Regions from separate parts of the Mus musculus genome. Here all the other regions are linked to region 1. A link is a loop called in an ENCODE intact Hi-C map of the cell type or tissue named here. Cell type or tissue: left cerebral cortex. All regions are shown on one strand. Links, peaks and the distances in the headings refer to the core of each region. The heading gives the core; the rest is flanking DNA.

The links. A loop is a pair of places that touch in the nucleus more often than their neighbours do. Peaks named below come from ENCODE experiments on the same cell type or tissue, not always from the same donor. Only the 100,000 strongest peaks of a DNase experiment are listed, where the experiment ranks them.
Region 2: a loop joins it to region 1, with 2.2 times the contacts of the local background. A loop is called at or near these places in 2 of 42 quality-filtered maps.
Region 3: a loop joins it to region 1, with 6 times the contacts of the local background. A loop is called at or near these places in 2 of 42 quality-filtered maps.

The regions. Positions count from the first base shown.
Region 1 is chr7:36,863,560-36,870,950 of GRCm38, reverse strand. No RefSeq gene overlaps it. Among named protein-coding and RNA genes, the nearest start is that of Gm36656, 47 kb to the left of the region's middle. In left cerebral cortex, for the core only: a CTCF peak has its summit at 3,934; a DNase peak (open chromatin) is centred at 4,126; H3K27ac peaks cover 1,967 bases.
Region 2 is chr7:36,705,045-36,712,435 of GRCm38, reverse strand. All of the region lies in intron 1 of Tshz3 (teashirt zinc finger family member 3), which reads right to left. Among named protein-coding and RNA genes, the nearest start is that of Gm36722, 11 kb to the right of the region's middle. In left cerebral cortex, for the core only: CTCF peaks have their summits at 2,958 and 4,148; DNase peaks (open chromatin) are centred at 2,912, 4,221 and 5,589; H3K4me3 peaks cover 1,388 bases; H3K27ac peaks cover 2,535 bases.
Region 3 is chr7:36,692,873-36,700,263 of GRCm38, reverse strand. It overlaps Gm36722, which reads left to right and starts at 2,042. Exons shown (of 3, transcript XM_030243157.1): 1 at 2,042-4,407. The coding sequence starts at 2,154. The coding sequence ends at 3,401. It overlaps Tshz3 (teashirt zinc finger family member 3), which reads right to left and starts at 2,146. Exons shown (of 2, transcript NM_172298.3): 1 at 1,975-2,146. The coding sequence starts at 2,014. In left cerebral cortex, for the core only: no CTCF peak of the experiment used is centred there; DNase peaks (open chromatin) are centred at 4,218, 4,519, 4,813, 5,275 and 8 more places; H3K4me3 peaks cover 4,754 bases; H3K27ac peaks cover 5,000 bases.

The DNA of each region.
Region 1 (7,391 bases), core at 949-5,948:
CTCTCCTCTCCTCTCCTCTCCTCTCCTCTCCTCTCCTCTCCTCTCCTCTCCTCTCCTCTCCTCTCCTCTCCTCTCCTCTCCTCTCCTCGCCACCAAGATGGACCAACATGTCTGAGAACACAAACCAAACTCCATCCTTCTCTCTGAAGCTGTTCATGCCAGGTGTCTTATTATCACAGCCATGAACCATCTGGCTCATAAAGCCCTCCATCGAAACTCAAATTCGAAGATGGGTTTGCCAATCGGACATTGAAATAACCTATAGGATAACTGACTTTGCAACATTCCCCTAAGAAGCTCACTTGCCCATTAATTGTAGTGTTTGGAGACAAAATAAATAATTTTTTAATCAAAAGGTATTTTCTCTTGTATTTTCTGTCAATTATCTCTGTGTGAATGGAAATAAGGTAAGCCCCCTCTGAAAACATTCGAGTGAGTGAATATACAAACAAACTTCCAAACTGTCTTTCAGCAAGTGAGGCTAAAGTTATTGAATATGCAAATTGCCTTATTAAAAGAAGAATGATGTCTTTTTTTGGCAATCAGTTTAATTACAGTGAAGCCCTTCAATGGAGAAATCAACGTGTTTCTCTGAGTAAAGACTCTTTAGAAAGGAAATTTAGGTATAACACATCAAAATTAGAAAATATGCACTTGGTAAGAAAAAAGAGTGCCTGTAAAAATGGTCTATGAAGAGCTAGGGAGGCAAAGAAGAGGGCCAGGCATGCTAATACCCAGCTCAGAAGCCCTGTTTAGGGCTGACTGAGGGCCGGTCTGTCTCTCTAGCATTTTTATTTTCTAAAACTCATAGACACTTGAGATTTAGCTCAGAAGTAGAGCCCTTGCCTAAATCTCAAAGTAAGTAGATGGGGGTGTGGTTTAGTGGTAGGACATTCTCCTAGAATCCCCTAGTGAGGGGCTGGGGGCGTGGCTCAGTGGTAGAGCCCCCTGACTAGAATCCCCCAGTGAGGGGTTAGGGGTGTGGCTCAGTGAGTCCTCTGTGGCAGGTGTTTACCCCAACTACACACTGCCTTACAAGGAAGGTATGGATTTGGTAGGCAGAGTCTACCTACATTGAGACTGAAATTAATATGGGTCACTTATTTAGTAGACTTTCCATAAAAGTCTTATCTGTTCTTCCCCCAGGTCTTAATTATTTCTAGCTCTATTCCTCACTTGTCAAAAGTGTCGTTCCCCGCCCCCCCACCTTTATGAGATCAGATACCAGATGAGCTTTGCACAGCCCTGCAAAGTGAAGACTCATCAGTTCAGTTCTCATCTGGTTGGGGACACGTTGGTATGTCATCTCACGGGGAACATTGTGTGCATCAATGGAACTACTGGATCCTCTGTGGTCAAAGTCCCAGAAAAACAGATTTAGGATCATATGGAAAAGGTGTGTGTATCCAGTGTACTTATTAAAAACTCTCAGTTACTTGAAAACCATGGTACCCCTAGGATGGAGCAAGGTATAGGAATGGGGTTGGAGCTACCTTCATGGTCGGATCTTGGCTACACATAATGCCAACTTAGTAATCACAGGCAAGTTAGCTCTACTCTCTGTGCCTCAGTGTCTTCATATATAAAAAGATAACGCTGTTTCCTCACAGACGGTTTTGGAGAGAAAGTTTGTTGAGAAAATGTAGGCAGTGATTTAGAATCATACAGGTACACAGAGAGCAGTCAGTTAATACAGCTGGCGGAGGTCGCAGGAGCAGAGGCCTAAGTCTGGATGCATGATGATGCCTTGCTAGGGCAAGGTAATGGGAGTGAAGAGAGTGCCCTCACCAAAACTCTTGAGTGTCGGAAGCTCTGGTCTCACCTGGGAGTGTTTCTGATAGGTGACTGGATTGTGAAGTTACTAACTCCACCAATGCATTCATTCACCCACCGCCAAGCGCATGAGTGACTCTGCTGTTAGAAGATGGTACCTGTGCAGAGGTCAAAGGTCACTGAGTGACTGCTTTTGATGAGTGCATCTTGTCCTGCCTCTTCCTGTCTCTGCCTCCTGGTTTCTCTGAGGTGAGCAGTTTTCCTTCCTCTGCCAAACCCCATGACCAAGAAGTTTTAGCCCTCACAACAGGCATAAAAGCAGTGGATCCTAAACAATTGTTTTGCCTTTGTCTGGTATTCGATCACAGCCATTGGAAACCAATACAAGGGAAAGAACCTGAAGGAGCCCAAGGAAACAATCAAAGGAAGGACTAAGAAAGGACTAGGTCAGAGTTACCTCGCTCAGGATAATATGTTCTAGTTCCATCCATTTGCCTGGAAAACTCAGGATGTCCTTGTTCTTAATAGCTGAGCAGTATTCCATTGTATAAATGAACCACATTTTTAATCTGTGGTAGGTTATCTAGGTTGTTTCCAGCTTTGGGCTATCACACACACACACACACACACACACACACACACACACACACACACACAAAGGCTTCTATGAACATAGTTGAACATGTGCCCCTGTGGCATGGTGGGGCATGCTTTGGGTATATTCCCAGGAGTGGTATAACTGGGTCTTCAGGCAGATCTATTTCTAATTTTCTGAGGAATCTCCAGATTGATTTGCAGAGTGGTTGTACCAGTTTGCCCACTAATAAAGGGATAGTAGGGAAAAAAATTACAGAACACCCAAGATACAGTCCACAGAACTCAAGAAGGTCAATAAGCTGAAGTGTCCAAGTAAGGATGCCTCAGTCCCACTTGGGAGGGAGAAGAAAGCAATCAAAAATAAATTTAAAAAACAAAAAAGAAAAAGAAAGGACTGGGAAAGAATGTGGGATACAAGAGGACAGGGTAAGCGCAGACCTAACAGGGAGAAGCCAGAATCCATCTCTGACAGTACAGTGCATCAGCATACATATGGGCTTATGTTTTTAATCTAGAGAGGGACAAGCCTGGCCTGACCCATCCAACTATGGGTCAAGGCAACAAAACCTCATGCACAGTAAGTCCCTGTGGTGGTTTGAATATGCTTGGCCCATGGGAAGTGGCACTATTAGGAGGTGTGACCTTACTGGAGGAGGTGCGGCTCTGTTAGAGGAAGTGTGTCACTGTGGAGGTGGGGCTTTGAGGTCTCATAGATATGCTCAAGTCGGGCCAGTGTGATCTAGCCCCTCCCTCTGGTTGCCCGCGGAAGACAGTCTCCTCCTGGCTGCCTTCCAATCAAGGTGTAGAACTCTCAGCTCTTCCAGCACCATGTCTGCCTGGATGCTACCATGCTTTGTGCCGTGATGTTTTGCACCTTAGGAATTATCTAAATCTCTGCAGGAATAAGGACCAAGGAGGTGGGCTAGGGGAAGAGGGGCATCCACATCTGTCAACATGAGTGGCCAAATTTATCACTCTTAAAAGGTGACTTTGGAACAGAGAGTCTGAGAACTCCCATGAGCCAGTGAGAAACAACCCTGAAAGGCTGTAGGGGCTGGAGGGATGGCACAAGAGTTAAGAGTGTGTACTGCTCTACAGATGACCCAAGTTCATTCCCAGTACCCACATCAAAGAGCTCACACCAGCCTTTAACTCAAGCTCCTAGAATCCAATGCCCTCCTCCGGTCTCTTCAGGTGCCTGCATTCAAATGCATTGTACAAAACTGCACTTATATACACACACATACATACATACATACATACATACATATATACATACACACACATATACATAATTATAGAAAATAAAATAAAATATTTTTAATAGAAAAGTCAGAGAGACACTTCACAAAATGTATGAGACACTTCACAAAAGTGCATTGCAAGCTACCATCTTCGAGCAAATGAGCAGCGGTTCCATCCTGGTTATAACCAGTTAAAAACCAACAAAGTGCCATTGAGACCCGGACCAGACAGCACCATACAGAATCACAAGCACAGAATGCAGCCTGCATTCGGAGGCCCTGGACCACAGGGGCTCTCTCGGGCCCTGCTGGTGACAGGAAGAATTGGAGCAATCAGTTTGCAAAGGCATTTGACAGTGTCTACACCGAACACCCTCCACCCTTCAGAAATAAACCCAGCAAAAACAAGCGTGCTTGCCACCAGCAGTACCGTATATAATTGCCCCAATCTGGGAGCCATCCCAACGTCCGTCACCACGAGGATGGATAAATGGACCGTGGAGCACTTCACGTGACAGATCACTGTAGGCGTGCTGTGCCTTGATTTAAACATTTCTAAAAATGACTTTGGTTTGGGAAATGTGGGAGGCATTCAGCCCTTCTGCTCCCCGTTGCTGGGGACGGGACTGTCGGTGTCAGTGATGAGAGGTGGCTTTCACAGTGTGAGACAGACCTGGGCTACTGAGGGCTGTGAGATGGTGCTTTGGGGGTGCATTTCTGATCAAGGACAGACCTCCTCACACAGCTCTGGAGACCTTGCGATCAACCTCTCTATGCTTCAGATAGCACCCTGCCTCCAGTGCTCTGTCAGCCTACACTGCCCTGAGGAAGGTGAATCCCACCCCAGGAAGTCTCTCAGATGTATACTCCAGTCATGTCTGGACAAAGGTTCTCTGGCCACTCCTGGGACTCCCATATGTGACTGTGGCACCCCAAGAAACCTGTGCCACAGGAGCCCTTACGAATAATATGTCCCTCTTGGATCAGTACTAGGCTCACATTATAGGAATCCTATCTAGTTATGGAAATGTCTGTGTTTTACTCTCTTTATAGGCCATTCAAAATGTCTGTGTTTTACTCTCTTTATAGGTCATTCCAAAGCCACAGCGGGGTTCTAAATGAACTCTAGTTACTTGTTGTTGTTTATTTAGATTCATTTTCATTGTGTGTGTGTCTGCATGTGTAAGCAAGTTATATGTGTGATGTGTGTGACTGTGTGTATGTGTGATGTGTGTCTGTGTGTATGTGTGTGTGTGTGTGCAATTGCACATGCACAAGAGCCATATATGTATATCATGCCCAAGGAGGTCAGAAGAGAGCATCAGATCCCTTGTAGCTGGAGTTATTAGCAGTTTGAGCCACCAGATGTGTGTGCTGGGAGCAGCACTCAAAACTCAGGTATGGAAGAGAAAAACTCTTAACTGCACAACCATCTCTCTCCTGCTCTGATCTGTCTTAGAACCTACGTTCTCATCAAAGAACATACCCTCTTCATGGGGTAAAAGCCACATCATTCCGGTTTCTAGCACTGGCCCCCAGTGTCTGAGCCAAGACAAGTGCTAATGGATCTTGGGCTGAGCCAACAAGGGAATGAGCAGTAGGGGACCTTGGCCACAGCAGCTGCCAAGTCAGGTGACACCTCCAGCTTAGAGACTGCAAAGACCAAGCATAAGCCACCCACCACCCACCATGGGCTGCTGGGAAGAGTTTAGGATGCACATCTTGCAGCTTGGGAAACTGAGTCTTGGGGAGGCGAGAAGCTACACTCACATAGAGATGTGACAGTTGAGATATGCACTCAAGCTTGCCCCTCTCCAGGATCAATTGAAAGACATAGGACCCTTCATCCCTGTGGGCAGCTTTCAGCACCTTCTTTTGAGATGCAAATATAGAAGCAAAAAGGAGCAATCGAAGAGACCCCCAGCAAGGTATGGTATATACAGTTCCTGGAACCTGCACGATGCTCTCCCTCCAGTCTGGAGCTATGTTGGTCTGGTGGCTGGCACAGCTCACCATGCTCAGAGGTTGTTTGCTTCATTGGTGCAGACATCCCCCAAAGCATCCCAGAGCCAGCTTCCAGTCACCCTGACCAGGACTGGCAGCACTGGCCAGATCAAATCTGCAGTTTTGGTGCCTGACAGGCACCAACTGACTCAATTACTGGTGCTGTTGGGCTAGACTTCCAGAGACACTTTCAGGCCATTTCTTTTCCAAGGTGCCTTGAGGTCAAGGCATCAGGATCCCCATCTAAAGGACCTGGCCCTGGAGACTAGGAAAACCTTCAGTCCCAGTTGGAAACTAAAGCTGTCTCTTCTCCACGAGGCACATCTTTCCTCAAGGCCCTGTGTACTTCTAGTGTCTTCTACTTTACAGTTCTGGAAGAGTCACAGTACCAAATGTACAAAGCATTTCACACTGGGGAGGGCTGGACTCGTCATTCTGGGCCAGTTCCCCAGTGTGGAACAGACTTTTATATAAACCAAGAAGGCTGAGAGTCACCCTCACTTACCCCGCCCCCTAACTGTGCAAGTATCTTCATATTTCAACATGGTGAGGCACAAAGTGTGGATTCAGTATAGATGCCTGGGATACGGGCAGGCCCTCTCCAGAGGTGGGAGGGCCTTGACAACTAGCAAAAGGAAGAGACCATTCTTGAGTGTGTCCAGGAGCCAGGGACATCAGCTCACTGGGATTCAAGGACCAACAAGATCAGTATACTCTGTGATGTCAAAATGTGGTCCAGTGCAGAGAGCACATGATCTGCAGCCGAGCCAAGCCTCCCCACTGTGAAGGGCTAAGTGGCTGGAGACTCAGGCTGACTCAGGGGTGTTCCGAGGAGGTTCCTTTGTGTAAGAATTAGGAGTGAGAAAGACATTTGGGTGGTGCTCTGTAATTAAGTACTGGAAACTTTACCGGCAGATAATCTAAAGATCCTGGGTATGTTTGTGCACTCCCTATCTTTTGCAGTGTGATGCTCTCTTCTACTTTTGGAATCTATCAGCAAAGATTTCATCACTACACATTTGACCTTGGATCTCCAGAGCCTGGTGTTATCCAACCTCACGTGTTGTATTACAGCAATACAAAATGAACTGGCATGCTCTGCCACGCCGCTGCCTGCTCCATTTCCACGGGGCCATCAACGCTACATTTTGGGGGGTTACTTGCCCTTAGTCTCTCCCTTACAAGGATGTGTCTGATAACATTTGGGGCTCACGCAGATAATCCAAGATAAACTGCTCTCAAAAATCCTTGAATTGGATTTCCCCTGCAGTGTAAAACTTGTTCTGACTGCCATGTAAGGCAGTATTCACAGGTTCTGGGTGTTGGGGAACAAATATAACTTTGGGGGCTAACACTTGCATTTATTTTTTTTCTTTAACCTACTGAAGTTTCTGCCTATGTAAGTTGTGCGTGGTGGCATTCTTCCATAGTTTTAGCATTCGGGAGGCTATGTGGGAGGGTGGTGAATGTAGAAATGGCCTGGGCTATGTAGTGCACACTGAGTCCAGTGTAGATGGTAGATGGTAGTGTAGATCTCGGAACCTAAAAGGGCTAGAATTAAACCCTATTCGTGCCTCAGTTTCCTTATAATACCAGCTTCCTAACAGGAGAATCCATGTGAAAGGGAAAAGAGTAAACCTAGCTTGGTGATGCTGCTGTGGCTGCTGCTGCTGCTGCTGCTGATGATGGTGATGATAGTGTGAATATGGCTATCATCTCTTGAGCCCCCTATATGGTTATTCCGCATTCTAAAGGCCTTTACACTAGCTCTAC
Region 2 (7,391 bases), core at 900-5,899, 160 kb after region 1:
TCTCACCTGCTATGGCCACCAAAGAAACTGCTCATACCCCAGCAAGGCACCCGCGGACTTTCCAGCACAGCCAAGTCTGTGCTAGTGTGTCATGAGCGAGGACTGCTCCAGAAGACCCTGAAGGTGAAAGACAACTGGTATGTGGTCAGAAAACTATAGGTCTTTGGCAGTTTCCCAGAATCACCTGAGAGCCCAGGAACCCACCAAGGAGATGCTGACTCAAAAGCATTAGAGTCCCTTGTAGTCAAAATCTTGAGGTCAAGCTCTGACTAGGAACACCCTCCAGCCACCTGAACAAGTGAGTCCCCTCTGGGGCCCCCAGCGGCTGAGGCTTATCTGAGTCTTTCTCTTTCACCAAAAGGCCAGGTCTGTATCTTCCAAAGTTGGGCTTCCAAGTGCATCATAGGAGAGGGTGTACTGTCCTGTCCTTGGGACTCACATCCACAGATTCCCAGTGCTTGTCCAAGCATGGTGCTCCAGATGGGGGCGCTACTGCTCTGATCTGGTGTGTCCTGAACACAACTGTTTCAGTGTATTAAAAAAGAAAAAAAAAAAAAAAAAAGAAGTTGCTTTCTTTTTTTTTTCTCATGAATCCTAATAGTCAAGCCTTTCTGTGTTCTGCTAATTTTAGAAGTCCTGCTATTCTTTGGGAGGAGAGTGGTGTGAAAATCAAGCAGAGTACCCAAAAATAAAAGAGTAGATCTGTTTCGGGGATTGCAGCATGCTTAACTGGAAGGCAGCTCGGGATCTGCCACTTTCTATCTTGTCTTTAATACATTTTCCCAATTCCTCTGGAATATTTTAGCCTCAGAGAGAACAGGAATTAACTTCCTAGTCTATGAATATATCTTTGAGGAAACACGGACACTCAAAATGATCTCTAGACCCTGTCTGGAGTAGTAGTAGTAGTAGTAGTTGTTGTTGTTGTTGTTGTTGTTGTTGTTGTTGTTGTTGTTCTTCTTCTTCTTCTTCTTCTTCTTCTTCTTCTTCTTCTTCTTCTTCTTCTTCTTCTACTTCTTCTTCTTCTTCTTCTTCTTCATCTTCTCCTCCTCCTCTTCCTCCTCCTCCTCCCCCTCCTCCTTCTCTTTCTTCTTCCTTTTTAAACAGGATGCTGCAGGCCCCCTGCCGAATGGGAGCCTCCAAAGTGTTCCTTTGAAAATGTTATGGCATGTTCTGGGCACACAAGTGAAGGGACGGGAACCTTGCACTGGGGACAGTTTGTAGTGTGCCCTTCAATCTTCCCACTTTGACTTTTATAAAATCAACCCTACTTTAAAGAATTGGGTTCTCTCAGAGTTACCAGAAAGACAGAAAGGCAACTAACTATGCCCCAGCTGGCTGGGTCCCACTGTGGTCACGTGGTGGGCCGGCAGCACAGGAAACATAAGCACACAGGCTACCTGCAGACTCCAGCCCACACCTCCTTACCAAGCGGGGACACCAGAGATTTGTAACAGAAAGTTAGACTCTGTGTCAAGCCCTTCATGCAAACAATAAATATTACTTCTGCTCATAACTGGACTTTTCTCCAGCATCGTCTTTGAATGTTGAACCTTTTTCAATTAATTAAAAGCCATGCACTGCAGAGTGCATATTTTATCAGCCCTCAGCTGCTTAAGTGTCTAGAAAAGACCAGGCCGTTTTTCTTTCTTTCTTTCTTTCTCTTTTTTTTTTCCAGGCAAACCAGAGCAAGTACTTGCAAGGGTCATATCTTTTTAATTATCTTTTCTCTCTTTGATTAATTATTCCGTCTGACAATAGCGTGTTTCTAATGCTATTCACCTGCCTTTGATGATTGACAACTTTTCTGTCTGATTCAGAGCAAACAGCTGCTGCCACAATCTCCTAGCAACCCGGGTGTGATGGATGAGCCCCCAAGATGGATGGTTGCAATAAATCATGTCTCCAGCCATAAAACTGAGAAAAGGGGATAAGAAGAAAAGCGAACAAAAAACAAAACAAGATTTCTTCCCATGAGTGCACTCCGTTCCTTACCAATTATACCTGAACCGGACTTTATACCTATCAGCAGCAAAGTTTTCCTAATCAGAAAAAAAAAAAATGGGAAGGCAGCATTTTGTATCAAAGGTGTTTACAATTCTTTCTGCAAATCAGTACTTGTACTCTTAATTACCTCCGACACTGCCCGGTGCAAGGGCAGGCGATCAAAGTTTTGCCTTCTTCCGGGAAGTCTCAGCAAGCAGCGACAGCAGCAGCTGGACTAGCCTGATGTGGTACCAGGCACCAACAAAAGATGGATCTGATTCTACCCGGTTTGAGGCAACCGCTGGGCAAGCCCCGGAGTGGACCCTAAGCCATGGCCGTGGGCAGAGCAAAGTGTCTGAGTGCTAATAAAGTTATTTCAAATCACACACACAGGCACGTACACAGGCACACACGAGCACACATACACGTGTACAAACACACACACACACACACACACACACACACACACACACACACACACACACACACAAATGCCTGTTACCTAGCACACAGCCAGAGTCCCAATTCTTTCAGCTTCCAATACTTTTCACGTGTGCAGGGAGTTTCTTCCCAGCATTCTCTAGGCACATACATTCTACCCTTCCACAAGTTCTAGATTCTTAATTTTATAGTTGAAAAAAGAAAATCTCCATCTAACTTTCTGTCCCATCATTCTTAAAAATGAATGGCCACACTGTAAGTCACACAAGAAACCTTCTATCTCATCAGCAACCCAAATAAAGTTGCATACTGAATATGAACACTGCTCCTGACAATGAAGTCTGCACTATATTTTGCAGTTTAGGAGGCTGGAGCAGGGAGGCCCACAGCTTCTCTTTTCCTTTTTCCATCAGGGAGCCAGGCACCAAGGGCTCCAACGCAGAATAGTATGTATACAGGCCATCAGGTTGCCACAGCCTCCCTCCAGACAGCTGGGGGCTCTGGTGGCAAGCCAGCCTGCGTCCCTAAGTACTTCCAGTAGGTGGGGGTGTCCCAGTGCACAGAGCTTGAGGGTGCAAAAGCAGCAGAAATGATTAACTGGCAGGGCCTGCAAACAGCTGTCCACATCAGTCCTGGTGGGGGTCTGTGGGGGCCCAGCTGCAGAGAACAGAGTGCAGACACAAAGAAAAAGAGGCTGCTGGGAGCAGAGGCAGGGAGCCACAAAGCATCATTTTTTATCTAAAATATTCTTGAGACATACAAGTGTTTTTCTACTTCACTCTCACACTGCTAACCAAGCCAACCAGTATTTTTTTTAAGTTATATTATGCTATTTTTTAAGTTATATTGTGCTAAAGCTTTTTCAATACAGATTTTAAAAAAAAAGAAGCATGACAGAGTTTGTTATTTTTTTTTTTTAAATCAAACAAGGGTTCTGGCTTCAGCAACTACGGCTCTGTTTATATTTTAATGTTTGGTACGTGACTGCCTCTATGAGGGAAGAAAGGCAGAGAGAGGGGAGAGAGGGAGAAGGAGAGAGAGGCAGTTAGTTAGTTCCTTGCTTGTTAGCTTTAGTGCCAATCACAGACACTTCTTTTTCCCCCATGTCCTTGAAATTTTTTCAAAATGAAAACTTCACCCCTCCCGGCCTTCATGTTTTGGGAGGTCCTCTATTATAAGTACAAGGTGGGGGGGGGGATTCCTATCTATTCAGCAGCAATGAGAGCCCAAGGCCAATCGATGAAACACACCACACACACACACACACACACACACACACACACACACGCCCACAGCCAGCCCCGGCTGGTCCAACTCTCAAGTTACAGGTTTACTCGGCAAGTCTAAATAATATTCAAAATGATAAATGGCACCCCTAGCCCAGCATCTACCATCAATCTTTTTTTAAGGAACATCCATCTTCAATAACGTACGTTTGAATCATGTGAAGCCAGGAGCCCCGAGACTCATTTATCCCACCCCTCACACGCGGGGCCTTGCTTGAATGATACCTGTCAACTGCCTTCCTTACTCTGGACTAAAGGGAAGAAAAAGAAGTAGGGAGAGGAGAGAGAAGGGGACACAGGAAGGACAGGGACGGACGTCATGCATCAGAAGAGAAGCAGTGTGGCTCGGCAGATCATAGAAAGGGATACAGCATCTTTGGTGCCGCAGCCAATCTCGTACCCCCGTGCCACGCCACACACCCCAAAGAAGACAGCCATCTACAGGGCAAGCTGCAGCCTCCCATCTCCCTGCCTCTCCTCTCTCCTCCCTCTGCCTCTCTCACCAAATCAGCAGAGCTTCGTGAGCAAGCCACACTGTACTGGAGGAGGAGGGGACAACCGGGCTTCCCTCCCCTCGCTGTTGTCTGGCCAGGGCCCATATGATAAATGACATATGTCATTCTGTCAGGGGGAAAGGGTGGGTCAGTGATGTATGAGTCCGCTGAAAAGGAAATCGACTGTTTGGCATGGCGAGGCTCTTCTCCACCAGGATTTAGTTTCAGAACTCTGAAATGAATTCTCCGACGTTTCAAGTGCATACTTAGGGCAGGCTGCCGGGAGGCCTGGGGAAATCGCACTTTATCCTCCCCCTGTCCTTCTGATGGTGGAAGCTCGCACACGCATACACACACACACACACACACACACACACACACACACACTTATGCACACCCTAAACCAATCCCACCACCAGATACCTGGGAAAGCCTGTGTGCATGTCAGTGCCCCCAGCAGGCACACGCTGGGGGTTATTAAAAAATACAATTAGAAAAAAAAATTTTTAAAAATAATAAAAGAATTGAACTGGAGGGCAGGAAGGTTAGTCCTTTTATTTATTTATTTTTTTAATGGCAAAGGGCTGACACAAAAGCAAGATAAAAATTAGCATGTTTGAAGTAATCGGCCCGCAGCTTGACATCTGCATAGTAAATTTTAAAGGAAAAAAATGTGTCAGACAGCCGTGCGCCGATGCGCCCTCCCCCCTTTCATTAGCTCACTGCCAGGGTGGTACCGCTCAACCTCATTACGGCGGGAGGATTTATGGAGCTGAACCCAATGGCAAAGAAAAGGCATCTGTCAATAATTGTAGGAAGCTGCACTCACAGCTTTGAAATCTCATTAAGTATGCAGTTATCAGGCATAAAGATCAAAAACATTACTCAACTCCGACAGAATCTTATGGGGGAACATTAATTAGCAACAGGCCTACAGTACAAAAAGAGAGAGAGAGAGAGAGAGAGAGAGAGAGAGAGAGAGAGAGAGAAGGAGAGGGGGGAGACTTCCTCTCACACCTGCCCAAACCCACAAACCTAAACCAACGCTCCCCCTCCCGGGCGACAAAAAATAATTCCTGGCATCTGAGACTGATCAAGAACATGAAACACACACACACACACACACACACACACACACAGAGAGAGAGAGAGAGAGAGAGAGAGAGAGAGAGAGAGAGAGAGAGAAAGGGGGACAGGGAGAGGAAGGGTGGGTGGGTGGTGGGCGGGCGGGCAGCAAGAGAGAAGAGGGGGAGGCAGTGGCTGGCGCGACTGGTTGAGAAAGGCCTGGCTGGCGGTGAGGACAGAAAAGGAAGGAGCTGTCAAACTTGAGGAGGATGTCAGCGCCCGCCCTGATTACAGGGGCCTATGCAGTTCACAGACCTTTTATCATTCCACACATCAAAACCAGCCTGAGAGTCGGAGTCTGAGGACGGAGGCTACAGGTCTGCAGCCCAGGCTAGGCCCAGACCCAGGCCTATGCTGACCACCTGTGCAAGACCTGCTCTCCCTGGGTTTAGGTCTGCAGCCCGGCACTAAAGTCAACAAGGAGCCCTGGACACAAGGTGGGGCATCTCTGCTCCCTTTACACAGCTCTTGGCCTTCCTAGGCGACACTGAAATCCCTTCTCACGCATGCACCTTTGCTTGTTTTTGTGTGTGACCACTCAAGACACACGAAGGACAGCCATGGGGACACAGGCCTGTCATCCTAGCATGCAAGGAGCTTCAGGAAGCAGGGGGTTGGCGGGGGGGGGACTGTAAATTCTAGGCCAGCCTGGGCTACATAGCAAGATGCTGTCTCAAAAACTCACAGATAGATAGATAGTGGAAATCTCACGGAAACTCTTGTCAAGTTCACCCTGGGTTATAAGGCTTTAAAAGGTTCTCTGTAACAATGTCTGGACAGGCGGTGGCTGCAGTTGGGCGTCCACAAGATCAACAAGCTGCCTTAATCCAGGGTACCCAAGAGGGAAAACAGTTAAACGGTATGTTGCCTCGGCCCGCCACACTACCCACACTCTCGAGCTGCATTGGGAGAGAATAATTTACACGTGTTAGGGATTCCCCATGAGCCTTTTGCCTCCAGCATCTCAGGCCAACTTCTATGCCCTGTGGAAGAGATGGATTCATTCTGGGCACAGTGGAGCTGGAAGTGGGGGTGATGAGGTGGCTCCAGAAAAACAGGCAACATGGGCCTTGGGATATCATGAACAGTCACACACACACACACACACACGCACGCACACGCACATGCGCGCACGCGTGTACTCATACACACACATATACACACTCACACATGCATGCACACACACGCAAACATAAACACACAATGAGTCCAGGAAACATACAGAATGTGGATACTGAAGTAAATACGCTGCATTGTATTTCCCTTACATTATTATAGAAAACTAATCTTTCCCACTTACCCAGTGAGCATATGCATTCTCTCCATCCCACCCCCATTTCCCATAATCCTCCATCATGAGAAATCCCAAGGAGCAGAGATATCCCAGCTCTCAGTCCCTCTTATACCACCCTCTGGTGTCATGGCCACCTCTGAAGCCTTTACCTCTGTCCTCTACAGCAGACAAAAACCTTCTCTTAATTGGCCAAATCTTTAAGGAATCTGGCATCAAGATTTCTCGGCAACAGGCATGGAGATCACTCCAAGCCAAAGATCCGTCCCTCAGAATCTGAATGACCTCAGCTCGGACCAACTGTCACCTATGACCCAAAACAGTCAGCAACACTTGCGTACAAACCAGACTCTGAAGAAATTTTAGCATTCGTTACAATAAGGTGTTTATATTTTTTTGTATGCTCACAACATTACCTTTATTATGTGTAACATCAAAGTGATTATAGCAATTACATCTAACAGAATTAATTACATCATTCCTAGATACATAATGCATTAGAGGTAAGCCAAAGAAAGAAAACATCTTGATTGTAGTAACTATTGTTGGTTAGGCTTTCTCCAGCAGCAATGCCAATCCAGTGGCAGTTTGCAGGGCCCTGGAAGCTGCGAGGTTTCTGGGGAGATCAGGCTATATTCTTAAAATGAAGTGACGCTTTTGCTTAATAATATGTTGGCGCTAAGGGACATATAAAATCGATTTAATATTTTTTAAGTGTAAATCTTTAAAAGGTGCTGGTTCATCCACCCAACCAATGTTACTACATAA
Region 3 (7,391 bases), core at 900-5,899, 170 kb after region 1:
TTCTTCCATCTCCCATTAGTCGGGCAGTCAAGTTTTTATATAATGAATTTTCCTTAACTGACCTGAGATTTCCTGGCTGGCTTAGAAGTGCAAAAAGGTTAGTGAACAGGTTGCTTTAAAAAATAATAAAAATAATTTAAAAAATTTTTTTAAAAATCAAACCAACAGCACGTTTGAGAAAATTGTCCTATGGGCTGGGTGGAGCAGTAAAGAAGAGCTACAGAGTTCAAAATAAATGTAAAGATGCAACCACATATGTTTCATTGGATGGAGGCACGGATACCTTAAAAAATGTGTACCCGAAAAAGAAAGAAAAAAATCTAGACTGGAAGAAGCCCAAGACATTCCTACTACCCAACTTTGTAAAGGATGCCTCCAAAGTTTTAGAGTTTATTTTGGGTAGATAAGCTCACTGCTAAAAAGCTTGGAATTTAAAGGAGGAGGTGGGATGAGCAGGCAGCATCAGTGAGGAGGTGAGCTCTCTGTTGGGATCTTCAAACTTTCTAAATTTGGGTAACACTGAGAGTACAGAGGGAAAACATGCCTTCATTCTATGCACCAAACCAAGTTGAATCCCCCTCCCCCCTAAGGTTTCTTCACAACACTGTCAGACCAATACACTTCTGGGAGAAGTACCTTATGGTTGCTTCCCTGTGACCCTGGTAAAGAGACTGAAGGCCAGAGTGCAGCTGAGGTGGGAGCCCCGCTGGTCTGATGGCAATCACCAGCAGCAGCAGCCTGCATAGCACCATCACTAGCCTGTATCCCACCAGCACGTGGAACATTACCTCGGTGACCCTTCTTCGCTCAGCCCTCCCCTCTTTTATCAAAAGAGAAGTGAGAAGAAAGAAGATTAAAGAAAAGGACTCCTAAGCAACCTTCCCCTTCAGGCAGCGTCTGAGCCTCTGCACGTCTGAGTGTTATTCATATCAAAATACATCACGTCCATATGTGGTCCTCTCTCGGCAAGCCGCCCCAAATCCCTGAAGTTGCACTGACAGGGCCCTCCTGACGTCACGGAGCTTGGCCTCACTATTGCAAGTGATTTATTGATGTTTATTGGGAATGAATAGATCAAAGGCACAGGCATGACGGGCGATCAATCAGTCATCAAATCAAGGGTGGCAACCGGCCAGAAACCCTTCTTCCAGCCAACGTGCCCCCAACCGACATTATTGCAAAATAATGTTATGTGTGTGGGTTTTGTTTTGTTTTCAATGAATCTCTTTTCCAGAAGGAAAAAAAAAAAAAAATCAGCTCAGTCCTAACAGGAGTTGACGTTCCTGGCAGAAAAAGAGAGGGAGGGGGGAGTACTCAGATATGTCCCAGAACTAAGTGCTAGAAAAGGGTAGGGAGCAGCAGCGGAAAGAGAGGGAGGGGGTAAGAAGACATTCAGGAATGGAGGAAATGTCAGCATCCAACACTGACCTGACAGTCATCTGACAATACCCAGACCCAGTGCGCTCTGGTTTCCACCGCTGTACCGGGTTTGGGCCCAATAAATGAAGAATCAATCGAATTAGCAGTAAGGTGGCCAGAGGGATCCGCTAGCTCACTCTTGCTCGCTCTGGTCCCGGTAGTCACCGGGTACTGCCCGGGACAACGCGGAAGATGTCCCAGAGAACTCAGGTGACCCCGCCCGCCCCCCACCAAAAGGCACGGGTTGGAGAGCGCCTTCCCCGCTGCAGCCGGATCGGCAGAGGCGGGGACCTAAGCCGGCTCGGTGGTCCCCAGGAGGGTGTGCGAGCCGGTCGAGCGAAGAACATAGCGGGGCAACTGGGGGGCGCGCGCACCCGGGCAGGAGAGCCCCGAGCCAGCCGGGCTCCCGGAGTTACTCAGCGCCCGCAGAGACAGACAGAAAATGAGAGAGAGGCGAGGAGTGCGGCGAGCAACGCGGGGGCCGGCGGCCCAGAGGCGCGGCGCGAGCAGAGGAAGAGGAGGAGGACCGGAGGAGGAAGGGGAAGCCGCTCGTACCTGCTGCGCGCCGGGGCGCCTGCTGCTTCCTCCTCGGCATGATGCTTCTCCCGCGACTGCCACCGCCGCCGCCGCCGCCGCCGCCGCTGCCGGGCTGAGCCGAGGGAGGGAGGGGCGGCGGGGGGGGGGCGAGGCGGGCCTGCTCGCAGCCTCCCCCCCGGAGAGCGGCCGCCCGCAGGATGCTGCTGCGCCCCGGCTCTCCGCGTCCCCCCCTCGCTGCGCTCCGCCGCGATCCCCGAACGTGCGGAGGGAAGGAGGGCGGGCAAGGGAGGCGCGGGGAAGGAGGAGCGCGAGGGGGAGGAGGAGGCAGAGGAGGAGGAGGAGGAGGAGGAGGACCGCGCTGCCGGCGGAATGGGAAGTTTGACAAATCGCTCCAGAGGCCCGAGGAGGAGGGGGCGGGGAGGAGCGGTCGCCCTGCCCCCCCCCCGCCCCGTCCCCAGACGAGGTGCGCGGGGTTCGGGGCTGGGGGGCGGGGAGTGAAGGAGGAGAAGGCGGGCAGAGAGATGAGAGGAGGAGCCCAGGAGCGACCCCGGTCGGTCCTGCCCCGCTTCCCGCCCCCAGGCAGGGAGGTCAAGGCATGGGGGGGGGGGGGGTGGAGGGGGGGCGCAGCCGCCGCCGCCGCGGCCCGGGGCTCAGCGGTCCAGTCTTCTGCCCACGGCGCGGCTGGAGCGGCGGCGTCGGCAACAGGCAAGCTTAAAGGAAAAGGAGATGATCGTGTCACTCGCCTGCCCGCGGAGGCGCCCCCAGCCTGGGTCCTGGCCCGGACGCCTGCCCAGGGCCCCCCGCCCAAGTCCAGACACCCGGAGCTGGCCCTCCGTCTCCGCCCCGAGCGCTCTCGCAAAGGCGCGGGGTCCGCCCTGCGGAGCGCGTCCCGGGGCGCCCACAGCCCCCGCCCATCCCTCTTCCCCACCCGGTCTCAACCCCGGGCTGCTCCCGGCTGCCCCTCCCGGCCCACACTCCTCTCCACCCGCCGCGTGCAGCCCCAGAGCGCTCCCCTAGTTGGGATGGTACCCCTATCAAAGATGCCAGGGCCCCGGGGGTGCCCTGGAGAGAAGATGTGCGGGCTGACATGGGTGTGGGCTCTGGGTCTTCCCTCCTGGGACCTACAGTGGCTACCTCCTTCCGTTCCCCCACCCCACCCCCGCCACAAACTTTCCCAGGCTTGTTTCGGGGGTAAGCATGGGAGGGGGCACCTCCAAGTTTCCTTTACTGACTTTGGGACGATCACCGTCTCAGCACCCCGCGTCTCGCCCCCTTGGGCTACTGGCCGCGCCCCCCACCCACTGCGTCGGAGGTTGCCAAGGCGGGAACGGGGGAGGGAGAAGAAACTCGGGTTCCCCTGCCCATCCCCCGCCGGGGTGCGCCCTGGACAGGGTACTGCCCCAGCCGCTCCCAGCTTAGGGGCAGTTCTGGACGAAGGGGATTGATTATTGATTGAGTGATTGGGGTCGCAGAGGCTCCGGGCAGACTCGGCCGATGTGCCCCGGGAAGGAGGCGGCTGGAAGGCTGCGGTGGCGACAGGGCGACGTGGGCTCACTTACTCTGGTGGTGAGGGCGCGGGTGGGCTGGAATTCACGCGGGCGACCCTCGAGCGGTGGCGGCTGAGCGCCAGCCAGAGCTTGAGAGGCGCGGGCGGCGGCGCATCGATGCGCTGCGGGCTCGATTGCGTCTCCCTGGGCCAGCTCTTAGGCCGGGAATGGGGCGGCCGCGGCGCAGCGGGCTCTGGGCGGCGGTGGCTGGGGTGGCCTCTGGGCCCCCAGCTCCCGGGAGCAGCACTATATCTGGGTGCTCCGGCTGGGACCCTGAAACCCACGTGAGCCCCGAGGCCCACAGTCTACCCGAGGGCCGGCACCCTGCGCCCCAGGACTAGCTGCCTGAGCGCACTGGGAGCTGCAAACCCTGGCCTTCCTTTCTTGCTTCTTTTTTTCTTCTTCTTCCTCTTATTTTAAACTTATTCTTCTCTTCCCTCTTATTCAGCCCTGTCTCTTTTTCATGCTTTCTTTGTGGTTGGTTTTTCAAGTTTGTTTTAAAAGTTCACAGCGTGCTTTCTTTTTCTTATAGACCAGGAGACCAAGATCTCACCCTACCGGTAAGATCAAAAGTCTCCGCTCGCCCCCGGCCGGCCGGCTTGGGCTGGGTCCAGACGCCTCCCTGAATGCAGATGTGTGGCTGCTGTCCTCCGGGGCTATAAAGCCGGCTCCAGCGCCTAGGCGCTCGAGAGTTGAGTTAACCCGGTGTGGATCCCGGGCGGAGTCGAGAGCCAGAAGCCGGCTGCGGCTGAGCTCCCGAGCTGCCTGTGTGTGTGTCGCGTACCCGTGGGTGGGTGCGCCTGGGGTGTCTGATGCCTGCGGCCTCAGAGGCCGAAGCAGCGTCTCCTCCAGGCCGTGGAGACGCGGGCCTCGGCGCGTAAAGCTTCTTGCGAGCGAGGGATCGGTGAGTCGTCTGGCCCCGCCGTTGGCCTTACGGTTCAGGTGGCCGCGGCGCCCCTCTGACCTGAAGGAGGGTCGTTGTCCCTGGAGGTCAGACCCAGAAGGTCTGGCTTACATTCAAAGCGGGGAGAGCCCATCTAGGCACGCCGGCGGCGGCGACGTGTTCATAGCGCTGGGTACCACGCACCGGGAGTTCGCCCAAAGGATGCTTCCCTCTCCCTTTGCTTTCTTTTGGTGCTCTCTCAACCTTCGTTCTCTCGCTGCCCACCCCCACCCCTCATACCCTCGTGCCGTGACCCAAGCGGCTCCCCTGTCGCCCGTCCTCACCCCTGCTTGCCAGTGCCTAGCCCTCCCTGCTCAGGCGCCGCGCACTGTGTGATCCGCCCTAACATCTGTCCGTCCAACCATTGGCGCATCCATCAGTGTCAATGGACTGCACATTGCAGCGACAGCCTGTCACGCACAACACGGGCTGTGCGGAGTGCACGCTGCGACCACACTGCCTTGCCCGATGGGGCACTCAAACAGACTCGGCCGTCTTGGCACCGCCTGGATTCCCATTTCTGCTGAGTTCTTTTAGCTACATGCACCCATTCACCTTTGGGGGATCCCAACATGTGCATAGTTTTTCAGGTCGTTCTACGGATGGAACATTGAAACAGCGAAAGTAGGCAAGGTCAGCCTACTCCTTATATTTCCCTAGGATTTATCTTCCCTTCTGCTGTAAGGTTGGGTGTAACTAAAAGAGAAGGGTTCCCCAAATTCTCACCCAACTCAAAGTAGACCCTGAAGCTACCTGAATGCTACCTGAATGCAGGACCTTAACTTCCTTAACCTGGCGAGGTACTAGGTTGTGGGGTTTGCCCCTCTGCATCTAACAAGATTTCAACAATAAAAACTTTGTATAGCCGGGCTGACCGCTGTTTCCAGGGCCTGACATGGAGAAATGCCAACTGATGGACTCTCCGTGAAAATGAAGGGCTCTGTATAGGAAGAAATGGCGTCTGGTAGTAGTAACTCTGAAGTTCACATGTCATTACAGGGGGGAAAAAAAGGGCAGAGCCATATGTTTGAGAAATCAGAGCTTGCAGATAATTCCTGGCTGCCGAGGCTGCATTTTCGAGTTCTTCCTATTGTACTTCTTTGGTTTCTGCTCCTTCTGGATCTACTCAGATGGTAAACACACAAGCACAGGTGTCCCCATGAGTCTGTCCCTCCCAGAGGCCTTTCGATTCTTTAAGAACCTCAGGGGAAGGGTGTGTGTGGGGTCCTACTTCTCTGACATCTGAATGAAGTCTGCCTGGCATTTGACCTGACTTTATTATTGTAAATATTTTCTGTCGACTATCCCGACGGCAAGCAACCCTTTCTGCAGTTCATATCGCTGTTAGGGGATCCCGATGGGAAAAGAGCCGCGTTCAGGCAAGCGCTAAGGGTTGCTAGGTTCTGGGAAAGGCCAGAGAAGTGTTGCATAGGCACGCTCAGGACAGTAACCTGTGCTGTAAGACGTCGCGGCTCCTTGCACCGCCTCATCCAGCGGTCCAGCTGTTTTCTCACTCTACTAGAGGGCGGAAAAGCCTGAGCATGGTAGAGGATATAGAATTCTGTGAAAGATCTACTATGTAGAAATCGTTCCCTCTACTCTTCACAGAGACGCGGTTATCTTTTTAAAAAGCAACAATGGGTTTTCAGTGTCTGTGCAAGTACCTAGGAACTTCTGGTCCACTTTGAATTATGCTGGGTAGTAAATGTCTTAAGTTAAATACGTCTACCTTTGGGAGGTGCCGCGTTTCTGAGAATAATTTCTTAAACCCCTAAAAATAGACAGAGGAAGGAAGGAGATGAATAAAGAGAAACATCCAAACACTCAGTGCCAGCCCATGGGGGAAACTGAGAGTTGGCATCTCGGTCAGGAGACTCACCTTGAAACTGGGTGGTCAGATTATGACCCCTTCAACGTTCCCAAGAGCCAAAGAGGCAATCTTGACCACCCCTGAGACTGCATCTAAGACTCAGAGGTCCTCTACCTCCTGCTGAATCTCCAGAAGACTCCCAGAGAGAGTTGTCTAGGTCAGGGGTGAAACACCCTACCAAGCTTTTCCAATTTTGAGCCCTGGGTTTCCATTCCTGGGACCGTTTATCATAAGTTTCATCCACCTTGGCTAGCCTGAGCCCCTTGAGGGTGAGGTATACCAATTAGAGACATGGCTCAAAACAGTGTTCTGAGGTGCAAGGAGTCTAGCCCCCTGCCCCCACTGCCCAGTATACTGTTTACAGTTGTATGATGGGATGTAGTGGCTTGGCTATGCCTGGAGGCAGACAAGTTTGTATTCTAGATGGCCGCTAAATGACAGCCCTTCTGGTCCTAGGAAGGCTGGAGTGTCTCTTAGTTGAGTGCCCACCTAGAAGAAAAAAATCCTGAATGCCATCATTCCAGGACCTGGAGCTAGGGCTGGCTGGTGTCTCTCAGCCTAAAGTCTGACCTCAGACGGGGGTACATGCTGAGTCCGTGGAAGGATCATCTTGAAGGACAAGGACTCTGGGAGACTTTGGTGATAGCATGGGCCTTTGGCAACAACCCAGGGTTGCGCCCTGACAAGAGGCCCCAGGAGTAATTCATCTCCAGCCTGAAATGGTCAGAAGCCTAATGGACCTGCTTTTTTCCCCCTCACTTTTCTGGGTTAGGCAGTGGTGGAAAAATGCCATGAGTCCTAACATTACTACCTCAACCTGGCACTGGGCTTCAGTCCCTGCCAGAGCCTGAGGTTAGGAGGGCCTGAGTCAGGCTTTAGCCTGTTTGCTAAAGGTACTTTCTCACAGCAGGGAAAGTTTGTTTCTCTTTTTCCTGGTAGCTTTGTTTTAAGAAACCAGATGTTTTGTTTGTAAATTCTCCCCAAGAACGTTTACAGTTTGAACTTGAAATAAACCTTTGAAAATCAGGGCGGTGGATTAGGTAGATTAATGCCACTTCTCTCCAGCTTCTGGAGA